Linked DNA regions of Homo sapiens: region 1 is linked to region 2. The links are chromatin loops, found by intact Hi-C in ENCODE. Cell type or tissue: IMR-90. All regions are shown on one strand. Each heading gives the region's core, and the rest is flanking DNA. Links, peaks and the distances in the headings are about the cores only. Region 1 has its middle 480 kb from the start of MMUT. Region 2 has its middle 640 kb from the start of MMUT.

Region 1 (12,137 bases), core at 2,622-10,621, 150 kb after region 2:
AGATGTAGAAAAAATTAAATCCTTGTTCACTGTTGGTGGCAATGTAAATTAGAACAGCCATGTTGATAAACAGTCTGGAGATTCCTCAAAATATTAAAAATAAAACCACCATCCAGCAATCTTACTACTTGGTATATATCTAAAGGAACTGAAATAAATATACTGAAGAAATATCTGCCCTCCCATGTTCATTGCTGTATTATTCACAGTAGCCAAGATATGGAGTCAACCTAAGTGTCCATCAGTGTATGAATGCAAAAGAAAAGGTGCTATATATACACAATGGAATAATATTCATCCTTCGCAAAGAAAGAAATTCTGTCACTTGTGATAACATGGATGAGCCTGGAGGACATTATGTTAAGTGAAAAAAGCCAGGCACAGGAAGACAAATACCACATGATCTTATTATATGTGGAAACTAAAAAGGTCACACTCATAGAAGCACTGGGTTGAAAGCATACACTCGCTTAGTTGGGGAAGATTCTGCCACACCTGGAGTACCAAATCACATTCAAAATGAATTTCCTAAGGAAACAATATTATAAATCATGGTTCAGTATGCCTGAAAGTCTAAATCTTCTTAAGTATCTATTTTACTACTTGTTTCAACATTTGTTAAGTGCTATTCATGTATAAAAAATTAAATCAGAAGATATTTAAGACACAGTCTTTGACTTGAAGGGCTTTCATAAATTAAATCTGTATAGGTTGTCTCACCTGCTAGACTGTGTTCATCCTTCCACCTTTACCATAACAAACCATGGGAACATTTAATGTTGCATTTGAAAATATATTACCACTATTTCTAGTAAGTAAAAATCTCCTGGGAATAGTAAGACCTGGAATTTGTTATTTCTTTTGAGATTTGATCATCTCAACAAAATCTTTACTGTTATCATGAAGTTCTATATTGATTAAACATGAAGACCTTTAGTTTTTTTGTGTGTGTGGCTATGCCATCCTTCTGAAATTTGAAAGATAGTATTCAAAAGAGAAAAAGCGAAGTAGAGTGATCAAGTCCAAGAGTCAAGCATTAAAAAAAAGTATTTCTTATGTTAGCCACTACCAAACATGTTTTTATGTGATATGTGAGGGAATTACAAAAAATACAACACAATTTTGTCTTTCAGGGAATGTATAAGTGGATATAAACCTGACACATGTGACAATATAATTAGCTATCAATGCTGAATGTGCTAAATCAGATGGATGACGCATTTTTGTTATAAGTATTTAAGAATGAAGAGATTATATAATTGAGTTCCTTACTATCATATTGAGTGCTATGTTTCATGCAGTGCATTAAGCTCTGTTTACCTCACAGGACAATGTTTTGGAGTGATTTCCTCATAGTAATAAGATGCTTTCCTGGAAGTTTGCCCAATGTTTCTCTAAGCTTGGTCAATGTCTCCCTAAGCCCCAAATATCCTTTTTTAGATAGAAATTATCTTAATTTTGTAATTAAGGAAGTTAAATATCAGAGGTGTTAGAATATCTATATAAGTTTATAAAGATGTTAAGTGAAAGAAATAGGATATGAAATCAAACTTGACTCCTTCCAAAGCTCCTCTTCTTTTCATTTGGCTACCTTATCCCTGTTCTTTCTACATTTCTATGGTATTTTAAATAAAGTAATAGCAAAACCAAGGCTATTGAAATAACTGCACAGAAATTGTCACTTTTAATGTTGATCTTCCCAACAATCCTGAGAATGTCAGTTTTTTTTTTTTATAATCAGTACATTTATAGCCCATAATGCAGTGATAATTTATTTTGGTTATTAGATTGTCTTATAATTATTTGCTAAGATGTCTGTTGCCATACTGTGAGTTCTATGACTCACTCGTTGTATCTGTAGGTCTAGCATAACACTAGTCCCATAATAGGCACTCTGTAAATTATATCGCCTTGACTCTCTCTGAACCTATTTTTTTCACCTCCCTGATAATATAAAGTAATAGAGAAAATGTATGATATATATGTGTGTGTATAAATATATATGTATACATATGTATACATATATATGTGTATACATATATATTTGTTTTAAAAGTACCAGGTAGATTGCAGGTATTGTAATATATATAAATGGCTTTGAAATTGTATCATTATTCAAAGGTAATGTATATTATTATTCATAGTAAATTTATATTAAAGGCCACCACACCATTTTGTTTATAGAAGCTCTATTGAGAAAATTTACACACCATGAAATTCACCTTTTGATTCTTATTGCAAAGCATCTGAGGGGTAAGAATATTACCTGAGCAGTTGTTATGTATTATCTCAGTTGATTCTTGTAGCATTACAAAGAATATGCAAAGTAATTTTCATTCCTATCTTAAAGGTAAAGAGACTAAGTTTTTTTTGTTTGTTTGTGTTTCTTTTTTTTTTTTGTTTTGTTTTTTTTTTTGAGATGGAGCCTCACTCTGTCACCCAGGCTGGAGTGCAGTGGCGCGATCTGGGCTCATTGCAAGCTCTGCCTCCTGGGTTCACTACATTCTCCTGCCTCAGTCTCCCAAGTAGCTGGGACTACAGGCGCCCGCCACCACGCCCGGCTAATTTTTTGTATTTTTAGTAGAGACAGGGTTTCACCGTGTTAGCCAGGATGGTCTCAATCTCCTGACCTTGTGATCCACCTGCCTCGGCCTCCCAAAGTGCTGGGATTACAGGTGTGAGCCACCACGCCTGGCCGAGACTAAGTTTTATATAAGTTAAGTAACTAGCACAGCCATTTAGTAAATAACACGGTTTGAATTGGACTTCAATTTTTCTTGATTCCAATCCACTCCTATAGAAGTTGCCTATATTGAGAGGGGAGTCCTCCTAAATAAATTTCATAGGAGCTAGACGTTTAGACTCCTTTTTTGTACATCTAAGATCCCAAATCCCAAGGACCTTTTCTGTGAAAATATTCCTTCAAATTTTCTCCAGAGACAAAGGGAATCAAAGTAATATCTGTGCTGAACTTTGATGCAGACATGATGTTTGGAAGCTTCCAGACTGAGTTTGGGGTTGATGAAAGGAAGCAGATAATAGTAGGTAACAAGAGGTGTTGGTGACATGAATGCTACATATCCACACTTGAGACCTGCTCACTGAAGAAGGCTTAGTTATCACATTGTGAAGTAATTACAACAAATAAAAGAATTGTATAGTCTATTAATAAACCAAGCACCATCAAATGTAGCCCAAACTTAAAAGGATTCCTGAATCATTTACAGCCTGGTCCCAGTGGGAAGCAGAATGACCACTTTTAATCTGTTAGAAAAGGTAGTGTTCTGGTAATGTTGTCTTTTTAAAGATAACCTACTTTGGTACAGGTATGAAAGAAGGAAATCAAAAGCATAAAAGGTCAAAGAAGACAGTGATTTGACTATTTTGTCTAACTCTGTATTTTCATCTCCAAGAACATAGTAGGCACTTACAATGTTATTTGTTGAATGAATGAATGTATGCCAACTGACATAGAAGGAAAATGCTTGTACACGGCAAGTGACTGTTTTATGGTGCTCATGTATTTTGAGTTGTGTGACTTTTTAGGTTGACCAATTACAGGCTTCAAGAGATTTTTCCAGCATCAATTGCATGAAATATCTTAGTGAATTTTCATTAACGCAGTCTCAGATATGTCAAATTAGTAAATAAGATGAGGTCACTGTTCTCAAGTTTATGAATGTCAACCACCAAATCACTCCAGTGAAGTAATTTTGCAACGCACAAATGGAATGATCCATCTATGAACAAGGCTGGCTGCGCCTCCGTGGTAAACTTGGCTGAGACCAAGGATTATGGACCAGGAGATCATACGCTCATACCCAAGAGACCAACTTTGTTCCAAATACTTGTCATGTTCTTGCCCTGATAAATGTCACTTTCCAGAGCATAGAAAGTTAGTGATTTTCAGTTTCGACCACTCAGAGGAATTTTATGTCCTTCACAATATGAGGAGGGGGAGTTCAATTCATACATTAAGTTATTATCTTAGGTACCACACTAAGCAAGGGAGACTTAGCACATCTTAGTAATTTACAACCTGAAAATCACATCTCACACAAGATGTGTCCCTCTAGGCTGTCTGAGAACACCTAAGATTCTGTCCAATGGAATTGCCTCGGGTTGGCGTTATCAAGCTCACAAGCCTCAAAATCATTGCCCTAGGGAGTCACAAAACTGAGACTAGCTGTTCTGGGAAAAAATTGCTAGTTTTAATTATTTTGCTATTTTTGAGATACATTTCTTGCAAATCACTCAAACTATTTCTAAAACTGAAATATTTCTACCAACTGATACAGTACGACTAAAGCAATAGACACTTTGTGTTAAAAAATCATCAAATAACACCAAAGAATTGATAATTTGGGACCATGTTCTTCATACTATAGGGTGACTGCAAGGTGCTGGGTAGTTTCTCTGTTTTTCTCCCTTAATTCTTACTCATGTCTACATTTCCATACCAGGAATTTATAGATTTACCTTGAGGCTTTGATCTTTGTTAGAATACAAATTCTCCAGGGTTAGTTATATTAATAATTCATGTGGTTCACTTACTCTTTGTTAGACTTGCAGAAGGAAGACTGGCAAGGAGGCAAGGGAAATAGTTGAGGCTATAAGTACTGGAGACATCATTCATCCTTAAACTGAGACATGTGCCCAGTAGTCTCACAGGGTTCATTTTAAGTTCATCTTTAACAACATATATTGGGCATCTACTGATTAAATGACACTATCTAAGCACTAGTAAGACACTTTATTATATTAGCCTTCAAGAAAAATATGTTCAAATTAGGGAGAACCCAGTTTAATATGTGAGAATAAATTCATGTACCAAATGAATTTCTATTTGTATTTACTCCTCTTTAACTTAAATCTTTAAACATAGTCTGAAGCAAAATATTATTTTAGAATTGGTTAAATCCATAAAATTTCTAGAATTTATATGCAACTATTGGAGTTAATCACTAAAGAAACGTAAGTACAAGTTAACATTAGAAACTATATTCTAATGTTTGAGTCTGTAAAATAATCAACCCATATTATTTTTCCAAATATCCTTCTTATTCTTAACTATCAAGAAAAAGTCATTTATTATTTTTAAATAAAGACATAAGTCATATTATAAACAACAGACGAAAATGCACTAAATTAGGTATGTTCAGTTTCTAACCCTGACATATATGTCTATGAAACTGTGTAACATTCCGTAGGTTATTTAGAATCCCTGATCTCTCTTTTATTGCTATAAGTTATCAGGAGGAGATGATTTTAAGGTATCATCTGGGTCTAAGTTTATTTAATAACATTATATTCTATAAAGTTTAAGTTTCGGCTAGGCTGGTTCCCTTGTTAATTATTTTAAATGGATTAAGAATGACAGACTACTGTAAGGAGTACAGGAAAATCCAGGGACCTTTATGTTTAACACTCATTATAGCTTTGTGTAGTGAGTTAGTCACTGAGCTTTGAGAGAGGAAGATGCAAAGTAAGTGAGTGTTTATTATAAGGAAAGTGAGTTTTAACATAAGAGTTAGATTTTAGGAAATACTTATTTTATACAGTCATGCATCACTTAACAATGGGGATATGTTCTGAGACATATGTAGTTAGGAAATCATATGAACATCATAGAGTGTACTTACACAAACCTACATGGTATAACCTCTCACACATCTAGACTATTTGCTATAGCCTAATGCTCCTAGGCTACAAACCTGTGCAACATATTACTGTACTGAATACTGGAGGCGATTGTAAAACAATGGTAAGTGTTTGTGTATCTAAACATAGAAAAGGGACAGTAAAAATACAGTATAAAAGATAAAATACAATACAACTGTAGAGGGCACTTGCCATGAATGGATATTGCAGGACTGGAAGTTGCTCCAGATGAATCAGTGAGTAAGTGGTGAGTAAATGCGAAGGCCTAGGACATTACTGTACACTACTGTCGACTTTATAAACACTGCACATTTAGGATACACTAAATTTATACAAATATTTTTATTTCTCCAATAATAAATTAACCTCAGTTGAATGTAACATTTTTATTTTAAAAACTTTTTAATACTTTTTATGTTTTGACTCTTTTGTAGTAACACTTGTCTTAAAACACAAACATATCGTACAGCTGTACAAAAATATTTTCTTTATATCCTTATTCTATGACCTTTATTTATTTATAGTTTTATTATTATTTTATTTTAAAGCCTTTTGTTAAAAATTAAGACCCATTTTTTTTCCAAGATGGCAGATTGGAGACATTGCTAGCATGCCTCTTCCACTTGGAAAGACAAAATAGTGTGTAGAGAATCACACTGAACTTTTTCCCAAGAAGCAACACAGGAACTTAAAAAAACTAAAAGAAATCATAGACCCTTTGAAAGAAACATCAGGCTGCAGCCTACACTGTGAGCTAGGTGAAAACTGTTAAGTGCCTCTAGTGTGAGAGGGGGATAAAGTGACTTTGGGATATACTCTCCGACTGGGGAACCTGGCAATACAGGCCACTGGGAAAGGCCCTAATCCTACCCAGCGCTGGAGGTGAGTTAATGAGCAGTGGGGAGTATATAAAAATGAATGGCTCTGAGATGGACTTTGTGTGAGCTCCCAGTTTCCAGTGGGGATGTAGGGAACCCATACCTGATCCTACTTTACAGGAGACTTCATGCAAGTCTGCTAGCTAACTCAGGCAGCAAAGGTTGAGAGAAGCTCCCAACTGAGATTTATGATATAATCTCAAATGGGAATAAAAGACCTTGGCAAAAACCGTGGGGCGAGTGGAGATTGTGCTGCAGCCGCAGGCATGAGAGCTAGACACGCATGCTTCACAGGCAGACTTGGAGAACGTGGACTGAAAGCCTTGGTTTCTGTCTCTGCAGGGAAGGCTTGTGGCCTGGGGTGGTTCTGAGTTCTGAGCACACTGCCTGGAACCTAGTTAGTTGCTGCTAGTGGGACACCGCAGGTGTGAGGTCGCTTTGCCAAATGTGTGGGAGCTGGGTGGGGCTTACTGCTGCCTGCTGTTCCCCACTCCTCATGTGGTCTCTTCGGTATGGCAGAGGCAGATGTGCTCCTCCCTGGAACACTACCCCAGTGGCCAGAGAACTGCCCTCTGATTCTCACTGGAGTTGTTGCTTGTGCCCACATATGTGGAGCCAGTGTGGACTTGCCTGACCCAGCCCCCACCCAGATTTGCCCCTCCATCCACTCTGGTGACTTAACACTAAGGACAGAAACTCTTGGGAGTTCCATGGCCCTGCCCATTGCCTGAGATGCAAAAGTACCTCTCCTGGGTCACATAAGGCAAACACAAATCTTACTAATACCACCATGGCTGTTGTTTTTTTTTGCAAGTTCCACCTCCTGACAGGAGTCCAAACAACACAGTCCATTACACCATCTGCAGGCACAATAATACAGTGCTTGGAAAAGAGAAAACTTGTGTGTGGCCTCAGCTATCACCATTGCTTACATCATTCTGGCTAACCAGGAGGTCCTGAACCTGTCCGCAAGACAATTTTATTACCACTACAACTAGCATTTGAGAAAGTCAACACACTAAGGCTATTTATAACCAAGGAATCTCACAAGGTATATGCCAATGTCACTCCCCTGCCAATACCATCAGAGCTGGTGTTGGTAACCACTGCTGGGAGATTTGAGGACAGGTCACATCACAGAACCCCTTGCAGACATTCCCTAGCACCAGCCTGGAGTGAGGCACCCCCACCGAGTGGCTAGACCTAGAGGAGCAGCAGCACTCACAGTAATCTGGCCCTTGAGATAAGTTTCAAGAGACCTCTGTCATTCCAACTGCACAGAAGACAATGAACCTGATCATACACCAAGCACATTGCTACTACAACTAGCTTAAAGCCATCATACAAAGAATCTATAACTAGGTTACTCATACAGAAGCTTCACCCCTGAAGGCACACAGAGCTGTATTAGTTTACAAGAAATTTAAAAAATTAAAGTTACATCCTCAAGAGGAAGAAAAAGAAAATTTAAAAACACTGTTGAATTCAAAAATAATTCAAAAATAATTAGAAGAAATAGTCTACCCCAAAGAGAAGGAACTAGAAAAAATATTCTAGCAGGAGGACAAACAGGGTTCACTAGCTCACCAGCAATGAATCCAAACCAAGATGAAATATTTGAAATACAGATAAAGGATCCAAAATGTTGATTATTAAGCTACTTAAGGAAGTATAAGAGAAAGGTGAAAACCAACATAAAGATTTTTTTTAATTTAGTATCTAATGAGAAATTTTCTAAAGAAATAGATCTTTTAAAGAAAAAACAATCAGAACTTCTGGAAATGAAAGGTGCACTTAGGGAATTACTAAATGCTGTGGGAAGTTGTAACAAAAGAATAGACCAAGTAGAAGAAAGAATTTCAGAGGTTGAAAACAAGGCTTTTGAATTAACCCAATCAAACAAAATTAAAAAAATAAAAGGCAACGAACAAAGCCTCCAAGAAATATGGGATTATGCATAATGGCCAAACTTAAGAATCTTTGCTGTACCTGAGGGAGAATAAAAAAATAAAAGTTTGGAAAACTTGTTTGAGGGAATAATTCAGGAAAACTTTCCAAGCCTGACTGGACATTTAGACAGTCAAATACAAGAAGCTCAGAAGGTAGATTTACCTTAAATGGGGAAGCAAAAAATATTTTAAACTTTTTTTCTAAATATCAAATTATTTTCCATATAATTTTTATATAAAATATCCAGTGTAGGATTCTCCAAATATCTACAACTGAAGTTGGAACATTCTTAGTTAATCAGTGTTTGTTAATACGTGATAAAATATACTATACTTCCTTTCACTGTACTATGGAAGATATTTTTTAAAAATCATATATAATTCTGGGTGCTGAGTTCTAGGGGAGATATAGCCAATCTGAGATATATTCAAACATGTTAATACTACAAGAAATTAAGTCTTAATTTTCTGAGCATCTCTTTGGGGGAAATGAACAAGTTTAAATTGCAGAAAAAGGAGAGCAAAACATTATTATTAAATACACGGACTGGATAACAATACAGTTAGCTTCAAAAACTTAGGGATGTACTTGTGGGAAGAAATACTTTATTTTTGTGGTCTTGTGGGCTAAAATTAGAGTGGAAGTATAAATCTTATAACTGGCAATATTTTAACTCTACATTAAAGACTTTCTTAAGGTATTTTGAAAAGCTAGAAGGAGCTATCTCAGTAAGAATTAACTTTCCCTTTAGCATAAATAGCTTAATCGAAAATTTGGTAGGTATCTTGTAGAGGAGGTTAAAGCACAGGGTGATTTTTCAGTTGCAGATAATCCATAACTGAATTGATACTGAATTCAAATAGTAGGGCCCTTGTCTTCCAGTAGCTTACATGTGTTAAGAGGTTTACATATCAATGAAAATGATGTGCCAAATGACATCTCGAGGCTATATTCATTGCAAGGTTCTCATTAAATGAATCACAGAAATTATAACCATGCTAAAGGATAAACTTGACATGAAAAGAAGCTTGTTTTAATTTTTTAGGATTACTGGTAGGATAGTATTAACAGTATATCCTGAGTGAGGTGCTCCTGAGAGTTCCTCCCTCTTTCCTGGTCTATTGATTTTCTACAGATGCTATAACAAATTACTACGAACTTGGTGTTACAAATTACCACAAGTAACAGTTATGTATTCTCACGGTTCTTAAAGACAGAAGTCTCATATCAAGGAGTCAGTAGGGCCAGCCTTTCTATGAAGGCTGCAGAGTGAAGTTCTTCCTTACTTCTTCTTAGCATCCAGTGTTTCCAGGCAATTCTTGATAGTTTATTGGCTTGTATCTTTATCATCCCAATCTTTGCCTCCATCATCACAAGACTTTCTTCTCTGTGACTATACTGCCAAATCTCCTTCTTTTTAGGCCCACTCTAAATCTAGAATGATTTCGTCTCAGAATTCCCAACTAATGACATCGGCAAAGACCCCGTTTCTAACTAATGTTACATTCTGAGATTCCAGGTGGACCTGATTTTTTGGGGCATGCTACTCCTAGGGACCTCGACAAACCACTGAGAGGGAAGTGGGTCTGTGATTACATTGTATTTTTATACTCATAATTCTGGTCTTAAGATTTTTGTAATATTGATTGAGGTGGTCGAACCCCCTCAAGGCCATCAAAGAAGACTGAGGTGACAAATGAATTGAGCCAAAATTTCAATCACACAGTACTACATTGATGTAGTGAATGCTGTCTTCAGAAGTCCTTTTGTGTCCGGAATTGGTGGGTTCTTGGTCTCACTGACTTGAAGAACGAAGCCATGGATGCTCGTGGTAAGTGTTACAGTTCTTGAAGGCAGTGTGTCCGGAGTTGTTCCTTCTGATGTTTGGATGTGTTTGGAATTTCTTCCTTCTGTTGGTTTCGTGGTCTCACTGGCTCAGAAGGGAAGCTGCAGACCTTTGCAGTGAGTGTTACAGCTCTTAAGGTGGCGTGTCTGGAGTTGTTCATTCCTCCTGGTGCGTTCGTGCTCTCGCTGGCTTCAGGAGTGAAGCTGCAGACCTTCGTGGTGAGTGTTACAGCTCATAAAGGCAGTGTGGACCCAGAGTGAGCAGCAGCAAGATTTATTGCAAAAAGTGAAAGAACAAAGCTTCCACAGCGTGGAAGGGGATCCCAGTGGGTTGCCACTGCTGGCTGGGACAGCCTGCTTTTATTCTCTTATCTGGCCCCACCCACATCCTGCTGATTGGTCCATTTTACAGAGAGCCGATTGGTCTGTTTTACAGAGAGCTGATTGGTCCGTTTTGACAGGGTGCTGATTTGTGCATTTCCAATCCCTGAGCTAGACACAAAAGTTCTCCACGTCCCCACTAGATTAGCTAGATACAGAGTGTCAATTGGTGCATTCACAAACCCTGAGCTAGACACAGGGTGCTGATTGGTGTGTTTACAAACCTTGAGCTAGATACAGAGTGCTGATTGGTGTATTTACAATCCCTTAGCTAGACATAAAGATTCTCCAAGTCCCCACCAGACTCAGGAGCCCAGCTGGCTTCACCCAGTGGATCCCACACAGGGCCGCAGGTGGAGCTGCCTGCCAGTCCCGAGCCGTGCGCCTGCACTCCTCAGCCCTTGGGTGGTCGATGAGACTGGGTGCCATGGAACAGGGGACAGTGCTCATCAGGGAGGCTCGGGCCATGCAGGAGCCCATGGTGGTGGGGTGGGGGAGCCTGAGGCATGGCGGGCTGCAGGTCCCAAGCCCTGCCCCGCTAGGAGGCAGCTAAGGTCCGGCGAGAAGTTGAGCACTGCAGCTGCTAGCCCAGGTGCTAAGCCCCTCACTGCCCGGGGCCAGCGGGGCTGGTGGGCCACTCCGAGTGCGGGGCCCGCAATTGCGGCCAGAGTGGGTGCCAAGGCCGAGGAGGCACCAAAGCTTTATAATATAAACCAGGCTTAAGAGTTTATTGAAAGACCAAAAAAAAAAGAAAAAGAAAACCCTTAAGAAAATGTTCAACTGTTATCGCTGCTTCAGATTTGGGTGTTGGCTTATATTCCATAGCCAATATTTATAGGACTTTCGGTAACTTCTTGTACCTAATTGCAGAAATAACAGATGTGTGTCAAAGTGAGAGGTGACAGCATGCTGGCAGCCCTCGCAGCCCTCGCTCGCTCTCGGTGCCTCCTTGCCCTTGGCACCCACCCTGCCCGCGATTGCAGGCCCCACACTCGGAGCCGCCAGCTGGCCCTGCCGGCCCTGGGCAGTGAGGGGCTTAGCACCTGGGCCAGCAGTTGCTGTGCTCCACTTCTCGCCGGGCCTTAGCTGCCTCCCCACGGGGCAGGGCTTGGGACCTGCAGCCCGCCATGCCTCAGCCTCCCCAACCCCACCACCGTGGGCTCCTGTGTGGCCCGAATCTCCCCAATGAGCACCACCTCCGCTCCACGGCGCCCAGTCCCATCGACCACCCAAGGGCTGAGGAGTGCAGGCACACAGTGTGGGACTGGCAGGCAGCTCCACCTGCGGCCCTGTGCGGGATCCACTGGGTGAAGCCAGCTGGGCTCCTGAGTCTGGTGGGGACTTGGAGAATCTTTATGTCTAGCTAAGGGATTGTAAATACGCCAATCAGCACTCTGTATCTAGCTCAAGGTTTGTAAACAC
Region 2 (12,137 bases), core at 2,467-10,466:
AATTAATGATTTTCAGTAAAACATTGGACAAAGCTTGAAAAATTATTTTAAGATTTAATTTCCATATTTAAAATTGTATTTGAAAAATATAGCTCATCATATCTGGATAGGGCCAGATAATATACAAAGGCCTCCACAAAACAGATCAAACACAAAACAAAACTAACTGGATACCAAAGGAGAGAATTAACACCACACACAAACCTCCACCACCACCACCACCACCACCACATGCATTGTTACCATTAAGAAGCCAGCAAAGGGCCGGGTGTGGTGGCTCATGCCTGTAATCCCAGCACTTTGGGAGGCTGAGGTGGGCAGATCACGAGGTCAGGAGATCGAGACCATCCTGGCTAACACGGTGAAACCCCGTCTCTACTAAAAATACAAAAAATTAGCCGGGCATGGTGGCGGGCGCCTGTAGTCCCAGCTACTCCGGAGGCTAAGGCAGGAGAATGGCTGAACCTGGGAGGCGGGCCTTGCAGTGAGCCAAGATCGCACCACTGCACTCCAGCCTGGGCGACAGAGTGAGACACTGTCTCAAAAAGAAAAAAAAAAAGCCAGCAAAAAGAAACAATAATACCAAATCAACTTGGAATCACTAACCAAATATTTCTGATGACAGCAAAACCTATACATTAAGAACATTTCTTTCAGATGTCCTTGGGTCTGCATATCTGTGACATAGTACAACCCCATATTCACATAGTTATCACTTCCTTTTACAGTTTAGTCTGCTCAGATCTGTTATGATGTTTCAGTTAGTTCAACCACAAATTAATTAACTATCAATCGAGAATCCTTAACCAAAGGAGAAAAAAATCATCATTAGGTTATCATTTAAATATCCTAGTTTAAAAATAGTCCTCAGTATTCAAGGAAATTATCAGTACTATATTTTTAACCTTAATCTAAAATTGAGAACAAAATTAAAAATATATATATATTAAAAAGCCAGCCAGGCATAGTGGCTCACATCTATAATCCCAGGGCTTTGGGAAGCTAAAGTGGGAGAATTGTTTGAAGCCAGGAGTTTAAGGCCAGCCTGAACAACATAGTGAGACCCTTTCTCTATAAAAAATAAAAATGAACAGTTATCTGGACATGGTAGTGTGTGTGGGTTGTCCCAGCTACTTGAGAAACTGATGCAAAAGTATTGCTTGAGACTCAGGTTTTGAGGCTACAGTGACCTATGATTGTTCCATTGCACTCCAGTTGAGCAATACAGCAAGACCCTATCTATAAAAATTAAAAAAAAAATTAAAAGCCTTTTAGTTTTACTTTCTAAAGTCAATTTACATATTTGGAAATTTATAATGTCTGACAATCAGCTATAAATCTTATAAAAATGTATTTATTAATTAGTTTACTAATGTATTAATGGATATTTTGTACTTCAGTTTTTATTTCAAGATAAGGTCTGATGCATTAAAAGGCAAATATTGTATTTTGAGTATATACTATATTTTAAGTATATAAAATGACAAAAGATGCAGAGAGATCTGTGATTTGGATACTAAATAGCAGGGAGTTTAAAGAAACAACATTGAACATGGGAGTCTTTTCCATAAGCAATAATACAAACTTTATGTAGAGAATATAAAAATTTATTGATCAAAGTGAAAGAATTGGAAAAAACAAATACTTCACAGATTAAAATTTTAGGAGTAATCACAATGTTAACGCTTTAGGAATTAGATATAAATAATAAAATATCTGTCAAAGAGGAATAATTACTAAAATGAAGCATTAGGTAATAATAGAAGAATATTCTCAAAGAAGGCTACATGGAAAAACGATAAGGGTCAAGAAAGTAAAAAAGAAGGATGCCAAGAACATTTATGTACATAGATGCCAACAACTATGAGTGCCTTGAAGTGGGAGAAGATTATGAAACAATCTTTAATTTAAAAAAGGGAGGAAACATCACCTATATACTATTCTTGCCAAAGATATTTAATCTGTACAAAATCATGAGGAAAATAAAAAAATAAATTAAGAGACTTTTGAAAAACAAATAAACAAAAGTTATCTAAACTCTTCAAAAATGTCATTCAATGATACTAAAGACAAAGGAAGATGGTGACAATGTTCTAGATTAAAGAAAATTAAAAAGGCAAAACAACTACATTTTACCCATAAAATATGATTATCTCATGGATCAAAGAAAACAATAATCAAGAATGCGTTTGGGAAAATTGTAGAAATTTAAATGGGGACAGAATATTATATAATAATATTGAGAGCTGAAGCCAGTTAGACTTCTGGGTGGGTGGGGAGGGGACTCAGAGAAGTTTTTTGTCTTACAAGAGGAATGTAAAATGCACCAATCAGCACTCTGTAGCTAGGATTGTAAAACACACCAATCAGCGCTCTGTGGCTAGCTAGAGGTTTATAAAATGGACCAATCAGCACTCTGTAAAATGGACCAATCAGTGCTCTGTAAAATGGACCAATCAGCACTCTGTAAGATGGACCAATCAGCAGGACTTTGGCAGGGTCAAATAAGGGAATAAACGCTGGCCACTGCAGCCAGCAGTGGCAACCCTGTAGGGTCCCCTTCCATGATGTGGAAGCTTTGTTCTGCTCTTCACAATAAATCTTGCTGCTACTGACTCTTTGGGTTTGTGCCATCTTTTAAGAGCTGTAACACTCACTGTGGAGGTCCATGGCTCCAGCGAGACCACGAACCCACCGGAAGGAACCTACTCTGGACGCAATACAGCAATAGTAAATTTTCTGGCAACCATAATGGGATAGGCAATAGATTTCTTGAGTGTGATAATTTTATTAAAGTTTTGTAAAATAATTTACTTGATTTAAGGAAATAAATGCTATTTTTTAACAGTGTTATAATGTGTGCCACTTTCAAATAGTTCCATAAAGACCTATGTAAATCAATCTATCCATCGATTTACCAACCTATCATTTATCTATGTGTTAGTCTAGACAGTGTGACTACATCTATTGTTTATGTATCTTATCTATCTAGCTATGTATAGAGTTATCACCTCCCATATACTCAGACAGAAATAAAGTGAATGTGGCAAAATATTAAGTGGTCAATCTAAGTACAGAGCATGTGGGTGTTTATTGAAGCATTCTTTGAAATTTTCTGTACATTTGAAAAGCAAAAATCTGGAAAAAAGGAAATATACAACTGAAAGAAGAGTTCATTAAAAACAGAAAATAACAACATAAAAGAATAATTAGAATCACTTAAGATGAATTTTAAGAAGGCTTTAGTTTACTACTTAAGAAGCCAAAAATAAATTCAGTTCTTTAAAGAGTTGATATTGCCTATCAATTTTTCATACAGACCTCCTCTCCTAGAGTTATAAAATATTTCTTCCTACTGATAATAGGTACTGCTCTCAGAACAGCCGAATCAGTCAGCTTAATTATTCAATTATGGATTCCTTTCATGGAGCATGTAACACCTCCCTTTATTGAGGCATTTCCAATTTTAAAAGTCTTGAATATTAGAAATCTGTATAAGCTCATTGGCTGCTTCTTGACTCATCTCAAACTTGTTCGAGACTAAAACTATAAGAGAGCTTGCTAGGGTTTGAATACTCATTCAAAAACAGAAGACAGGCATTTTTGTACACTGGTTTTCTCTTTGTTTGGCTGGAAATATCATTCTTTTAATTGATTAAATAATTGTCCTGGCGCAGTGGCTCATTCCTGTAATCCCAGCACTTTGGGAGGCTGAGGCAGGTGGATCACGAGGTCAGTAGGTCAAGACCATGCTGGCTAACACAGTGAAACCCTATCTCTACTAAAAATACAAAAAATTAGCCGGGCGTGGTGGCACCTGCCTGTAGTCCCAGCTACTCGGGAGGCGGAGGAAGAATTGCTTGAACCTAGGAGGCAGAGGTTGTAGTGAGCCGAGATCATGCCACTGCACTCCAGACTGGGCTACCGAGCGAGACTCCGTCTCAGAAAAAATAAAAATAAAAATAAAATCACTTCTCATTTTTCTTTTCCTGTCTAGAGTGCTAATACATGGGTAAAATATCTTTTGTGAACACTGAGGTCCATATATGAAAGAGGGAATACTGGAAATTAAGGTGATGAGAACAAGACAAAGGCTTAAGATACATTTACTAAGTAAAAAGCAAGAATATTGAATTTTCCTTAACTCCAAGTTAACTATTGATAGTAGTTCTACCATAAAGATATTCTTTTAGGTATCCTTAAGTCAGCTGGGTACCTCTTGCCACTCCTGATTAAAAGGAACCTCCCAGTCTGGGCGCGGTAGCTCACGTCTGTAATCTCAGCACGTTGGGAAGCCGGGCGGGGGGCGGGGGTGCAGATCACCTGAGGTCGGGAGTTCGAGACCAGCCTGATCAACATGGTGAAACCCCATCTCTACTAGAAATACAAAATTGGTGGGCGTGGTGGTGCATGCCTGTAATCCCAGCTACTCAGGAGGCTAAGGCAAGGGAATTGCTTGAATCCAGGAGGCGGAGGTTGCAGTGAGCCAAGATCGCGCCATTGCACCCAAGCCTGGACAACAAGAGTGAAACTCTGTCTCAAAAAAAAAAAAAAAGGAACCTTCCAGGGGAAATGTTCCTAGTCTTCAGAATAATTATAATGCTAATTAGTAAGTTAACTGATGAATGCTGCGAAAGAATATTTTTCTACTGCCCTAGTTAGCTTGGGATCTGCTCTCATTTTATGTGTTCAATAATGCTTCCTGTCTTTCCATGTATGTTAAAAATTGTGGTCCATATGACGGATGTGTGAGGTGGTAGGCTATCACTATTGTTTTGGGGATTCTTTTCTATTTTCATAAAAAATATCAAAGCCCCTAAACTCCTACATTTATCTTCAGTATATGGATACTCCTGAAAGGTAGATCTCTTTGCAAATGAAAAAACAGCTTTTTCTAAACTTCAAGCACTACAATGCTCTCAAGGGACACCGATTATTTGTAAAGTATAGTAATTTACAGAGCATCCCCATTTGATCTTTCTCTTTTTTTGAGATGAAGTCTCGCTCTTCTCCGCCAGGCTGGAGTGTAATGGTGCAATCTCAGCTCACTGCAACCTCCGCCTCCCAGGTTCAAGCAATTCTCCTGCCTCAGCCTCCTGAGTAGCTAGGATTACAGGCGCCTGCCACCATGCCAGGCTAATTTTTGTATTTTTAGTAGAGATGGGGTTTGACCGTTTTGGCCAGGCTGGTCTCGAACTCCTGACCTCAGGTGATCTGCCCGCCTCGGCCTCCCAAAATGCTGGGATTATAGGCATGAACTACTGCACCTGGCCCCAATTTGATCTTTCAAATCCAAATTTTAAGGAGTCCTGGACTCCTTAAAGAGTAAGTGTGTTTTGTCACAGGGAGTGATTCATATTATAAGCCAGGTTGACTTGCTCAATTTTAACATTAAGAGGACAGATCAGTTCTAAAATAGCAGTATTTATTTATATTAGCCCTCAAGAGGAAACAACCAAAATGTTTCATCAAATGAAACAAAATGTGGTATAACCATACAACGGCATGTTATTCAGCAATAAAAATAAATGAAATACTTATAGTGATACAACATAGACAAACCTTTAAAAACATGCTAATTTACAGGAGCCTGTCACAAAAGACCATAATTGTATGATTCCATTTATATGAAATGTCCGGAACAGGCAAATCTATAGAAACAGAAAGTAAACTGATCTTTACCTAAGGCTGGTGGGAAATGGGGAGTGGCTGATGATGGTTTCAGGATTTCCTTACGGGGTGATGGAAATGCTTATTGTTGTGACTGTTGCACAATTTTGTAAATACATTAAAAACCAGTGAATTATACACTTCAAGTGGGTGAATTACATGGCATGTGAATTATATTGTAATAGGGCTATTTTTTAAAAAATAAAATAACTTGGTTCAAGGTAATTGTGTATCAAAACTTTTTCCTGACATTGTGTAAATTCAGAGAAAGTGAAAGACCAGGATAAATCTAAGTAAACGATTGTTTAGATAAAGTATGACTGTAGTATGAAAAATGCTTGCTATGATGGATATTTGAGAAATTTCTTTTTGAGTTTGTTTATGTAAGCAGTGGTCAAATACATATTTAATTTCTCAAATAAAACACACTAACGAAAAGGTCCTATAATATGTGGCAAACATCATATTCCTGATTACAGTTAATCAGCTTTCTGACAGTCTGTGGGAATTAAATGTTGCAAAGCTGTAGTACATTATCAGGAATTCCTTACAGCCCAGTCTTATGTTAACACTTCACTTTCTCCCCTTTAAAAGTCATTTTTATTAACAACAAAATTCCTTCCTTGTGATATAAGATTTTTTCTTTTTTGTTACTTTTCTGATTATTTTTAAGGACAAGACTTCCAATTTCTTCTAACTTTATGATTCTCATAAAAATAAATCTCATTTATTCTGTTTTTTAATCCTAAGGATAACTTTAGCTGTTATTCTAAGATACTATTTCTAAGCATAGTGCTTTGGGTTTTGATAAATAACCCAAGCTATACAGAGAACATTCAGATGGATTAAAAGTGAAGAAATAAGAAAAAGCAAGCCAAATAGTTTTGTTTTTTTTTTTTTTCTTATCAGCAGGCTTGTCCTCTGGGAATGGCTAGTAAATCACAGATAAAAATTTTAAAATCACTTTATGACTCTCTGGGGAAGAGCTGCTGGAGGAGGGCACTAAGATTCCTGGTTAAAATTATTCCAGACAGGTCTGTGGAATGGATGGATGATGCTCAGTTCCATTTGGTTTAAAGTTTCAAAATCTTTGCTCCAGTTAGAATCAGAATGTGTCATGACTACAAATAATTGCTAAATTTACCCTGTTATTTAAGAAACGACAAAAGAATGATTCAGCGTTAATAAGTCATTTTTTCCCAGAGGCCTCCATGAGCTATAACTGAGAAGCTCTGACTCAGACATCATAAGCCATTTTATTGCACAGCACCACAAGGTACAGCTGACACTCTATCAGATCTTGTAGTTTATAAAGAAAGCATCTTATTCCTTATATTCTTTTATCCTAATAGGAATACTCTCCAGCAAATCAAGAACCTAAGAGATGAGGAAATGGAATTTCAGGGTGTAAAGAATTCTTAAAATTGTATGTTGCCTGGGCATTCATTTTGAATACACGTTTTACTTTCTCATACCAGGGCTCAGTCACCATCGACACAGTTTCTAGTTCTATGCCACACCCAAATGACTCAAGCCACAGATAAGAACTTTAAGTCAGTGCAGGCAAATGCCTTGATGGTTCCTCACAGGAAGGATAGGCAAAAAGGGAGCCCATTCTGCCAGGGAGGAGAGATGACTCAAGTTGTGACTGAGTCTTCACTACACCCTAGTTCTTTAGGAGGCAGCCCCAGGCCAGGTTTTTCCTGGAACAGTGGGGTGGGGCTTTGGGGGGCGGTTTGAACGAGAAGAGTCAAACTTTGTAAAATACTTGAAGAGATTTATTCTGAGCCAAATATGAGTAACCTCTCAGGAGGTCATGAGAACGTGTGCCCCAGGTGGTTGGGGCGCAGCTCGGTTTTATACATTTTGGAGAGGCATGATACATCAATCAAATACAGTTAATAAATACATTGGTTTGGTACAAAAAGGCAGGACAACTCAAAGCATGGGGGCTTCCAGGCTATAGGTGAATTTAAACATTTTTGATTGACAATTGGCTGAGTTTGTCTAAAGACCTTGGATTGATAGGAAGGGGATGTTCAAGTTAAGATAAAAGGTTGTAGAGACCAAAGTTCTTTTGAAGTCTTATAATGGCTGCCCTTAGAGACAATAGATGACAAATGTTTTCTATTCAGATCTTAATTAATCTGTTTAGGATTGGGAAGGTCTAGCAGGAAAAGATCTAGCTATGTTAATGAAGATTCTCTACAGATGAAAATTTTCCCCCCACAAAGAACAGCTTTGCTGGATCATTTCAAAATATGTCAAATAAACATCTTTTGGGGCAAAATAATTTGATTTCTTCCTTGTCTCATAATGTTATGCCAGAGTCAGGTTGGAAAGTAAGTCACGATATATAGGACTAAATAAAACCCATCTGATAAGAATTTATGATTTGTAGGGCATGACTCCCCAGGACTCCTAAATAGGAATTTGGGCAAGACAAAAAATCAGAGTTTAGTTCAAAGCGGTGTACAAGGTGAGCTCTCCCATTACCAGAATGATGCTCAGACAGGAATAAACTGATCAGGGGTCAGAGAAGAGCCACAATGGCATCTGCCAGTATAAACAAGTTTTCCGTGTGAGGGGCTCTCTATCTCAGGCAGGACAACTAGGCATTAAGCCTTCTACCAGGTAAAAAAAAAAAAAAAAAAAAGGCCTCCCGTGAAAGGCTCACTGTAAACATCCACATCTGGCTCTTGTTTATTTATGATTAGGACACTGTTGCTGGCCACCCTGTTGCTCTGGTATTGGAACACCAAGTGAGCTGGGTACACTCAAAACACAGAGCTGTTGATGGTACAAGTGTTCTCAGAAGTTAGTCCTTAAATCTTTGTCTTCTGATGCTCAGCAAGGTATCTTTCATTCACTGAGGTTGTTTTCTAGAAAACAAGGTCACTTAATTCAGATGTAAAGTGATAAACTTAGTTTTAGCTGCACATATTCCAAAGCATTGAGTTTTGTTTTGAAATGAATTTGACCAAGTTTGAAAAAAAAAAATTCTTGTTTAATTATTGTTGTTTTGGATTTCTTTTGTATCTGAAACAGTTTGAAAAATAACAATGATTTATTTTTCATTCTGCAGAATATGTTGAATATTCATTTAATAAGTTGACCTCAAATTCTCCATGAAAATAGAGTCCAAATTGGATTTGGACCACGTTTTCAATTTTTGTGTCACTGCTTCTCTCAAGAAAGATCACATGGTAACATTTATTCAATAAATATTTATTTACTATTCTTCACATATGCTAGACACTGTTTAGTCCTGGATATATGATAATAGAGTAAGTGAGTCTCAGTCCTTACCAAGAGAATTTTTACTGTGCTTGCAGAAAAGGAAAAATTGAATAAGTCATATAACACATTCAAACACATTATTTTCCTTTTGGTTATGATACTGATGATCTTCAACACTCCTAAACCTATAACGAGTTCAGTAATCAATTGCCTCTGGCAAGAGAAAAGATGCAACTGACAACAAATCATATTTTGCTTGGTCTCTACTAGCTATACGTTAGAGACTACTAATTTTATCTTTGCCAAGTGAAAGCCTCAGAAGAAGACACACCTTCTGAGTACTCTACTTAGTAAGAATGAAAGTAAACATATCTAACTCAGGTAGGCTAATTTCCCTCCAGCTGGAGAAGTCTCTAATTAACAATTGACTCATAATTGTTTTCCTTATTTGCAAATTAAAGGGCAAGAATTAGGGTGTGATTAGGATGTGATTAACAAATAAAGCCAGTGACTTGTCTTAGTGCCGGAAGACAATACCTGCCACTATCTGTTCAAACAATTTAGAGGCTACTCTCATGCCACTTCCACTGCCTCCAGAAGGCTTGGGAGTGGAGTGAGAAATAGCATTTGTGTTATGGGTTAAAAGGCAAATGCGAAAGATGAAAAAAAAGTTTTCATCTGAATGAGGGTCTACGCCCCCTTAATTTTACCTTTAAGAGTAACTTTTTGCTTTTATAAAGCCTTTTTGTTAATTTGCTAGAAGTTTTCTATGGCCCTAATCTATGACAGATGCTGAGCCCCAAACAATGAATAAGGCACATCCTTTGCTTTCAAGGATCAATGGGCAGAGAATAAGATTAGAGTGCATGCCATTTATGTGTTGTGTGAGATAGCTATGGTCACCTTTTCAATTCTAAATGTATGATGTCAAATTTGTGAATAGGAAAATAATGTCATTCCATCTCTGGAAATTATTTACTTAAATTCACAATTACTAGAAAATTTAAATGCATAATTTACAAAATTCGCATGTACAACACACATATCAAGAAAACGATGTTGGCCAGGCATGGTGGCTCACACCTGTAATCCCAGGACTTTGAGAGGCCAAGATGGGTGGATCATGAGGTCAAGAGATCGAGACCATCCTGGTCAATATGGTGACCCCCATCTCTACTAAAACTACAAAAATTAGCTGGGGGTGGTGGCACGCGCCTGTAGTTCCAGCTACTCAGGAGGCTGAGGCAGGAGAATCGCTTGAACCTGGGACATGGAGGTTGCAGTGAGCCAAGATCACACCATTGAACTCCAGCCTGGCAACAGAGCGAGACTCAGTCTCAAAAAAAAAAAAATAGCATTCTTGGCATCTTGCACCTGCTCTGGTCTATAAATAAACATTTTAAATATTACAATATTACTTATCAGACATGAATTTAGTAAAATTAAAAGATAGTATTTATTTTGTGTCACTATGTGATCTATCTCTCTAAGACTGTAAGATGAAAGAAAAATATGCCTGGGTTCTGGAGCAGAAATAAATCATGGTGAGTAATCCCAAGCCATATCTTACTAGCTGTGTAACCATAGGAAGAACATTTAACTCTAGCGCTAAAATGAGATGAATACTTATTTTAGAGGAGAGACTAGTAATACAGATTAAATAATATTGTGGCAATAAATCTCCTAATATAAATCTGTTTAGTGGTAGACATTTTTGGTATGTAGAAATAGATACATATTAAAATATCTAAAACAAAGTAGCAATAATAAGGGTAAGTTTAGGTTGAAATATCCACACATATTATTTCAGCCATGTATTTTTGCCAAATACAATTTTTGTTCAGCATTTGGCATCAACAAAACGAATTAATGCATACCTGCACTAGTCTTGTCATCACCCAGGAGACAATAAGCTTAAATTTCTCTTAGGTGGGGTCTGACAACTGATGGGCTCTAGCATTTTCTGTTCTTGAAGAAGACACAAGATAGTACACTGAAGAGCATCTACTTCAATAATTCTTTTCTTGTGTGTATACAAATTTAAAAAAGAAAACAGTAATATAAATACAACTACGAAGGGTCTATAAATCATGTCTTCCCTAGATAGTCTTTTTTCTTATGGCAGTGATTGGCTGTGATGTTTTCCAGTTATATAATCCTTTGAGTTTAGAATCTGGCCATCATTTAAACAATAACTTATCTAAAACATTATTTAATCATAGAGGAGACAGAAATTTGTCCAAAAACAGGCAGGGGTGTAATTCATCCAACAATGAGTAACTCAATGATATACACACCATAGTTGAACCAATTAATATTGATCCAAATGCATTTAATCTGAGTTCAGCAATGCCAGCAATCCAATTAAGCTCAAGATTCCATAAAAGCTACATTTTATTAATCAAATGACATTTAAAGATGTTTTATTTTGTTCTTTACTTTATTTTTAAGGATGAACAGATTAGGAACTTGGAGGTTTTCCAGTAATTCAAAATATTCAATGTCAAATGAGTTGTTACCTATTGATTTTTTAAAAAGACTTAAACTCAAGCAAAGTATAACGTTTTAGAACTCACTTTGAAATAATTAAATACCATATATATTTTGCTCGAAAGAAGCAAAGACAGATGTATTTTTAAATTAATACACAATACACACAATAAGCCTAGTGAATCTCAAAAATATATTCTACAGTCTACACATTATATTTAAACTTTTAGCTTACATTTTAAACAATGATTGCAGCTTATAATATAGCTTACATTGTAAAGAAAAGTGACACAATTAACTTTATAGTATATATTATATTTAAATATAATATGTGTTAATATATAAAATATATATGTCATATATGTTGTATGTAATATATTTATTATATATTATATAAGTATTATGTAGTATATACAAATTTTAATTATATTTATATTTAATAATTTATATTTATAATTTAATAATATATAATTAACAGGTAAGTATATATTTATATATAAAATAAACATATATTTTATATAAATATAAATATACTTATATAAATTTATATGTATATATGAAATTTAAATATATTTATATTTCCTATAAATATAAATATATAAGTATATATATAATTAAAGTATATATATTTTAATTTTATATATAATATATAAATATATTAAATATATAATATATAAATATATTAAATATATAATATATAAATATATTAAATATATAATATATAATATAAATATATT

What was found. Peaks named below come from ENCODE experiments on the same cell type or tissue, not always from the same donor. Only the 100,000 strongest peaks of a DNase experiment are listed, where the experiment ranks them.
Region 1: a loop joins it to region 2, with 2.5 times the contacts of the local background. A loop is called at or near these places in 2 of 110 quality-filtered maps.

Annotation. Positions count from the first base shown.
Region 1 is chr6:48,972,327-48,984,463 of GRCh38, forward strand. No RefSeq gene overlaps it. Among named protein-coding and RNA genes, the nearest start is that of MMUT, 480 kb to the right of the region's middle. In IMR-90, for the core only: no CTCF peak of the experiment used is centred there; a DNase peak (open chromatin) is centred at 5,895.
Region 2 is chr6:48,820,265-48,832,401 of GRCh38, forward strand. No RefSeq gene overlaps it. Among named protein-coding and RNA genes, the nearest start is that of MMUT, 640 kb to the right of the region's middle. RefSeq lists an enhancer at 6,509-7,708. In IMR-90, for the core only: no CTCF peak of the experiment used is centred there; DNase peaks (open chromatin) are centred at 6,867 and 7,247; H3K4me3 peaks cover 642 bases; H3K27ac peaks cover 1,269 bases.